Regions from separate parts of the Homo sapiens genome. Here region 1 is linked to region 2. A link is a contact called in ENCODE Hi-C or POLR2A ChIA-PET data. All regions are on one chromosome and are shown on one strand. Each heading gives the region's core, a stretch centred on a gene start or an enhancer-like site at or near the end of the contact. The rest is flanking DNA. Distances are from core to core; before and after follow the strand shown. Region 1 overlaps PKP4 (plakophilin 4). Region 2 overlaps PKP4 (plakophilin 4).

Region 1 (3,527 bases), core at 228-2,727, 68 kb before region 2:
CATTCTAGAATTTGAGTAATTCTGAAAGAATTTCCAGACTCTATTCCTGCATGTTCTACCCTAAAAATAGCAGTGGAAGTGTGAAACAGTATGGTGTGTGAGGCAACTGCAAGCAGTTAGAAATGCTTCAGATGTAGGTTTGTGTGGGAAAGGGCACACTAGGAGGAGCCAGGTGGTGCAGGGCCTTCTGTGCCATCTGAGATGTTTGCATTTTATCCTGTATGGATCTGTTGTGCATTAGCAGCAGAAGAATGACATCAGAGGTGAGTGTTTGAAAAAAATCGCAGTAGTAGCAGCGTGGAAGAGAGCCTGGCAGGATGAGAAATGAAAGCCAGGAAGACCAGTTAGGAGAGAGACTGAAAGAATGACCCAGCCAAAAGAGGATAAGAGGATAAAGGCCAGAACAGTGTCAGTGGTAGTAGAGATGAATTCAAAATGAGTGATAGCCATGTGTCAGATACTGCCTTAGGCTCTGGCCATTGTCTGTAAACAAGGCCACCTGCCATACCCTCATGGAGGTTACACACTAGTGGGAAGAACAAATAGTAAAATTACTCCCTGCTCTTCAGTTTGAGTGACTGAAGGTGGGAATCACTAAACAGGAGTCAGTTTAGAGGGAAATAATTTCAATACGTTGAATCTGAGCTGTGTTACATATCCAGTATGCAGTTGGAAATAGTCTACAGTTATGAGTCTTGGGCCCTTTTCAGAGGGCTACTTTGTCTTTGTTAGTTTTAGGATAACATCAGTCAGGATTTTTGGTTGCAAACAATAGAATCTTCTCTGGCTTATGTAAGCAGAAAAGCAACTTTTTAGGAGCTATTGGATATCAACTCATGGAGTCTCTAGGAAGGCCAGGGAGCCAGAATCTGAATCTGGGTTTCAAGGAGCAGTGCCTACTGCCACCACTGTATCCACCACAAATGCTCAGGATCACCCTATCTCCACATGTGGCTTCTTGTGAACTTCACTCACTGGCCTGCCCTCTGGCTGGAGGGGATTATGAGCAGGTAATTTTCTGACTCCTAATATGGGAAACAGCAAAATAAGGAGAGTTTTCAAAGATATTGCACAGCTGTCAATGTCCAACAAAGATATTTTTGCCTCCATTTGCATCTGAATGAAAAAAATTAATTTCAGGAGTATGTAGAATTTTATAGTGATCTACAACATATTTTCATGTAATATTATGATGAAGGCACATTGTCTTCCTGTAAACAAAACTGATTTTTCGTATTAAAATGAACTGTTTTGTTAATTTGGTAATAAATTTGCTTTTGATTGATGTTCACCATCTGACTGGACAGCCCCAAGGTTATTAGTGGATTTCATTCTAAATGATTAAGTTATTAACGTATTAAATTATGAATATATCTTCCCATTGAAACAAAGTTATCATGGGTGACTCAGTTCCTGTGTGTATTTTAAAATGTGTTTCACATTCCAGTGGAAGCTCCTAGAACGCAAGCTGCTTGGCATCTTCAGAAGAGAAGTGAAAGGGAACCGGGATGGAGTCATTTGTGGGCACAGTGCCTACAGACACATTGTAGCCATTCAATAAAAGTTGAGGAAGTGTTTCTAGGAATAGATGGTTGGAGGGAGAGAAGGAGGAAATAAGCCTATGTTTCTAACATGAAGCTGCCTGTGATTGTTGTAATAAACATGGGTTTATTAGAACAATTGCCTTTGGTGGTTTAAAACAGCATTTCAAAATTCCATCTGTTTTGTTGTCCAATCCCTGAGTCCCAAAGTAGTGAACAATTTGAGAGTCATTTGAAGTGAGTAATTCAAAAAGAAAATAGGCTGTTATGAATAACATGTAATGACCAGTTATTTCTCAGAATTATAGAAGTTTCTGTGAAAGTAGTTGGGCTGAATAGATGATCTTCAGAGTATACCATGGAACTATTTATTTATTTTTAATTTCATTATTAGCTTGTTTTTCTAATGATTTATATATGGTACCTTAAATGGAGGAGGGAATATTATTGAGGCTTCCCATTGCCTTCACCTAGGAATACCTATTATATTTTGGTAACCAAAGGTCCTTTCAGCAGCAAAAATGCTGTTTGCTTGATTGTTACACAACGAGGTTGCTGGAGCTTCCTACCTAGACTCGGGGAGAATAAGTTGACCTGCTTATACTAGGTAATACCTGGTAATTTGTATAATCTGACCTTTCAAAACATTAAAGAACTTGATTTTTTCACAATTTAATTAAGCATCTGCTGTGTGCCTGGCAAATGCTAGGCACTTGGTATAAAGAGATGAGCAAAACAACCACAGCCCTTGCCCCATTTGAGCAATTAGCTGGAATTATATTCTGTGACCTACAGTTTTGAGGATAAAAAGTCTTGTATTTCATTAAAGTTGATATAAGTTTCAAACTCAGAAGATAAAACTTTCTTAATATTCCCGAGAAACTTGAGGTATACTAAACATTTCCGGATGGCAGTTTGATTTACCATGTATTTTAATATTGACATAAAATATGATCCTTTTGAGGAAACAGAGTTGGGTAATACCAATCTCAGTGCTTAGAAACTAATTTAGATAATAGAATTAAATAACAAAAACAGATTGAGGAGAAATTGAAATTCAGTGTGCAGAACCACTTTTGGAGTCACAAGACAGTGATGGCCTACCCTTAGGAGCAAGACAAATGTCTCATTACTGATATTTGACCAAGTTTTCACTTTTTCCTATCAGTCCATTTTGAAATCAGCTAAGAGTGTTTCAGATAAAGGAACATCACAGAGCCCTGGAGGAGATTAGCATTAACTGATTGACTCCACTTGCTGGGAGAAGGTCACCCTGCTTGCAATTCGTTCAGTGGTCCTGGAATGTGAACTACTGCACCTGTGATGGAGAAAAGGCAAATCACACACAAAATTGAAGTTCAGGGAGTTTCTATGGAATCTAGGGTTTTCAACCAGCAAGTTTCATAACCACATAATGACTTGGGGAAAGTATCAAGGGGGTAATAAGAACTTAAAATCTCAGAAATATAGCACTAAAAGGACGGTTCTTCCCCCACTCCAAGTGCTTTATTTGGCAGAATGTTTCCTTAAGCCCAGAGTCACACTCCTTTTTCTATAAATTTAATAAGCACTCAAAAAAATACCATGAATATATGTCCTTTTTCTGGTTTTTTAAAAGGAAAAAAGGTATAAATGATTAAAAAGAAAAACATGTAATGGCTGTACTCAGGGATATAACTGCTAGCACATTCATTTTTATTTTTCTAGACTTCTAGTCATATTGTCTATGTGTCTGTATGTGTTTAATGCAAAAATGGGATCACAAGCTGTTCTGCCAGGTAGCACAGTGATAAGGTGCACGAGTTTGGAATCTGACCAGGAGTCCTGGGTGTGGTTCCAGCTCTTCGAGTTACCAGCATGTGTTTCTTTGTCTGTAAGATAACAATAAGGGTGTACCTATTCACAAGATTGTGATAAATAACATAAAGGAGATCATATGTGAAATGCTTAATCTAGCATTTAATAAATGCTTAATAATCCATTCTG
Region 2 (3,412 bases), core at 47-2,546:
TCAGGGACCCCCATAAACCTGAGCTTCGTTCCCAGGATGTGCTGCTCACTGGCCATGCAACCTGGGGTATCCTATATAACCCCGTTCAGGCTCCGTAATTCTATCTAGATTGGAAATGAAAGGCAACTCCTCATCTCTGAAGGGGAGCTGTTGATGCCTGCTGTCCTAACTGGGTTTGCTGTAAAGAGGAAATGAGAGAGCTCCATGCCAAGTCCCACAGCTGGTGACAGGTCAGGGGAGAAGGAGGGGAAATGGGACAAGATCTTATGTGGATTCATGTGAATCTATAGTAAACTTAAAATACACCTGCCATGAGAGAAGGAGAGAGAAACAAGGGCGATGATGTTTACCATAAAGAATTGCTGTAAGGATTAAACGTGATGACTTACAATGGAAGCCCTTCACACAGTGCCTGACAGAATTGCTATTTTGAATTGTTGCCCAGATTAACCTGCTCTTAACACACCATTCCTTTAAGCCAAATCATCCCCCTACGGAGAGGAAAGGAAGTTCCTCCTCACCCTGTTCATGGTCCAGCTCATGCCTGATTCTTGTAGATGTGCCATATCTCTCAGTTCCCACACTTCCTTTACAGAAATCCTTCAGGTCCCTAAAGAGAGATATTCTTTAAAGTTATTTTTCTTACGTCTGTATTGTTTGGATTTCTTATAAGAAGCATGTATAATTTGGGCATTTTTAATGCTAAAAAATAAATGGTTGACACGTATATCCTGTGGCCTGTCATATTTCACAACGCAAAGACACAGGTAGACAGGAGTCCTTGAGCTGGTACTGTGAAGTGCTAAGACCTTTGGCAAGAGGAATGTGTGTTCCAAGTCTTGGCTTCCTCTCAGTGCATTTCTGTGTTTTCTGTGAATAACCCTTTTTAACTTCCACTGGCCTTCTGCCTCTCCAGTGATGAGCTTTTTTTTTTTTTTTTTAACCTGGCTGGAGCACTCTTGAACTGTTCCATCAGTCTGTTTTTTTGTTTCCCTATTCCCGTCTTCCTGTGAGATCTGCCTCACTCTTGGATTCAGTATTTGGCTCTAATTTACCCAGTACTTCAGTTCCTAGGAACCTTCCCCTTCTCTGACCTCTTCCCTCTTTTTTCACATTCATCATCAGCACTAGCAAAGGACTTTCTTTTCAGAGCCATTTTTCACAAAGAAGCAAAGTTTTATCACTTCATAAAAGTTACTACATACTCAACTGAGTGGGACCCACCCTGCTGTCTGGAGCTGCAAGTTCTGAGGGGACCGCCAGGCTCACTCATTCATAGGCAGAGTGAGCTGCCTCGGCCTAACCCCCAGGAGTGCAATTTAAAGTTATGCCTTAGCAAAATGACAAATTACATGTCATGGGCCTTTTGGTCATTCATGAGTATTCAAAATCACCAGAGCTAACTTATCATCTGCTCTGAAAACCACATTTATCTTGTGGCCTTACAGTGTCAGCACTGTTTTTCCACTCTTCATAGCAGTGTTTGTCGTGAGCAAGCCAGAGCCTTCCCTCTGACGTGCTGTACATCACACAGCATGTAGCTGAGACCTGTCTTCTTCTGCTTACCACTGTAAATAAACAGGCCTTTATAAAAAGCGATTGCACATCCACTCAATTATTAGCATAGGGGAGAACTAAGAAGATGTTTACTTGCACTTTAGTTCATTTCTTTTGTTTGTAGTGCACTTACAGTTTGTCAGTTGGTAATCGAAGTTGAAAAAGCTAGAGGTAATCTCTTTTTGGAGAGGAATAAGAAAAATTCAGTATCTATAAAGAAATACCTCAATAACTGTGAAACTCCCCTTGCCTTGTCTTAGCAAGAATTTCATTATTATTGCATTATTCCTGGGAGATAACATACCTATAATTTTAATACCAGAACTTTTACTTGTGTCATCTTTTAAAGAAACTAACATGTTGCCACCGTTGTCAGATGAGTTGCTGTACACCTCAGCTCTATACACAAAAATGTGTAACTGTACCCAGTTCATACATTAAGATCCAGAAAGATCTAACGAAAAGTATTGTTTGGCAGCCTGACTTGGTCCAGATTCAAAGGTAAGTTTTAAAAAGCTCTAAGAGGAAATTGAGGTATTTGTGATGCATAGGAATTCCATTGAGAATAAAATTTACTATTATAATTCCTTCATTACTCAATGTTACTGAAAATACTCGAACGAAAGTAACTTGATTTGTCTACCCAATTTTACGCATTGATTTACATTTGCTTTCAGCAATTGACAGTAATGTTTTATAAATGAATCATTTCTGCAAGTGACGTTGCAATAAATGTTAGCTTTCCCCTTATAATGACATTTGTCCTTTTCTTCTTTGCCATGGGTTTTGATTTTTTCCCCTATTATTGTCTCTTTGGGGGTTTTATTTTTAAGAGATTGCATGCCACCAGAATCTGAACAACAATAACAAAAACCTAGTACCTTCTGGAAGTAGAATTTACTCTTTTGCCGTTGGCAGGCAAATACGCCATGCGAGACCTGGTCAACCGGCTCCCCGGCGGCAATGGCCCCAGTGTCTTGTCTGATGAGACCATGGCAGCCATCTGCTGTGCTCTGCACGAGGTCACCAGCAAAAACATGGAGAACGCAAAAGCCCTGGCCGACTCAGGAGGCATAGAGAAGCTGGTGAACATAACCAAAGGCAGGGGCGACAGGCAAGTCTGCGGCAAGGAGGTGCAAGCAGTGCTCTTATTCCTGAGATTGTCCTGTGATGAGGCCTTTGTTGAGGATACCTTTCCTATTGGAAAGGATTTATTTTTGCATTTCTTACATGCCGATAAGCTAAGCAGTCTCCAGCACTTACAACCTGCTATGCTGGGAGAAGTGTTTTCTGTTATGGGGCCTATTTTTGGTTTTCACTTTATTGTAACACCCTCACTCCTACATTGGTATTTGTCTCTGTCTTAGTCTGTTTGTTCTGCTGTAACAAAATGTTGTGAACTGGGTGGCTTATAAACAACAGAAATTTATTTCTCACAGTTCTAGAGGCCGGGAAATCCAAGATCAGGGCACCAACAGATTTGGTGTCTGGTGAGGGCCCCGATTCTGGTTCATAGATGGTGCCTTTCAGCTGTCCTTGCACGGTAGAAGGAGGGAGAGGTCTCAGGCCTGTTTTTATAAGGGTGCTAATGCCATTCATGAGGGCTCTACCCTCATGATCTAATCACCTCTCAAAGGCTCCACCTCCTAATACCATCACCTTGGGGGTTGGAATTTCAACATATGAACTTTGGAAGGGACACAGACCTTCAGACCATAGCAGTCCCTAAAGCCACAACTGGTCATGCCAACTCCTGGAAGAATTGGAAATGCCAGGATGAGAAAAATCTAGGGGGCACCATTTCCCTTGTGCCCTTGTCTCTCTGCTCCAGGCCTGAGTGCCTGTTCTGCAGGAA

The links. A loop is a pair of places that touch in the nucleus more often than their neighbours do. ChIA-PET counts read pairs that join two places held with the same protein, here RNA polymerase II (POLR2A). Pooled maps may share reads with other maps.
Region 1: a map of endothelial cell of umbilical vein shows a loop between it and region 2 (6-fold over the local background). The contact joins two enhancer-like sites. A Hi-C loop is called at or near these places in 3 of 168 maps with a recorded cell type or tissue (G401, endothelial cell of hepatic sinusoid and endothelial cell of umbilical vein) and 2 of 50 pooled maps. POLR2A ChIA-PET finds 5 or more read pairs at or near these places in 3 of 52 experiments (HCT116, OCI-LY7 and PC-9).

The regions. Positions count from the first base shown.
Region 1 is chr2:158,598,879-158,602,405 of GRCh38, forward strand. All of the region lies in intron 3 of PKP4 (plakophilin 4), which reads left to right. Among named protein-coding and RNA genes, the nearest start is that of PKP4-AS1, 130 kb to the right of the region's middle. Within about 2 kb of position 1,478, at least 7 of the 41 ENCODE cell types and tissues checked have a DNase peak (open chromatin) inside an H3K27ac peak, as active enhancers do; they include endothelial cell of umbilical vein, where a contact is called at or near this core.
Region 2 is chr2:158,667,245-158,670,656 of GRCh38, forward strand. PKP4 (plakophilin 4) reads left to right here. Exons shown (of 22, transcript NM_003628.6): 17 at 2,476-2,671. All of the region lies in intron 2 of PKP4-AS1 (PKP4 antisense RNA 1), which reads right to left. Among named protein-coding and RNA genes, the nearest start is that of PKP4-AS1, 66 kb to the right of the region's middle. Within about 2 kb of position 1,297, at least 5 of the 41 ENCODE cell types and tissues checked have a DNase peak (open chromatin) inside an H3K27ac peak, as active enhancers do; they include endothelial cell of umbilical vein, where a contact is called at or near this core.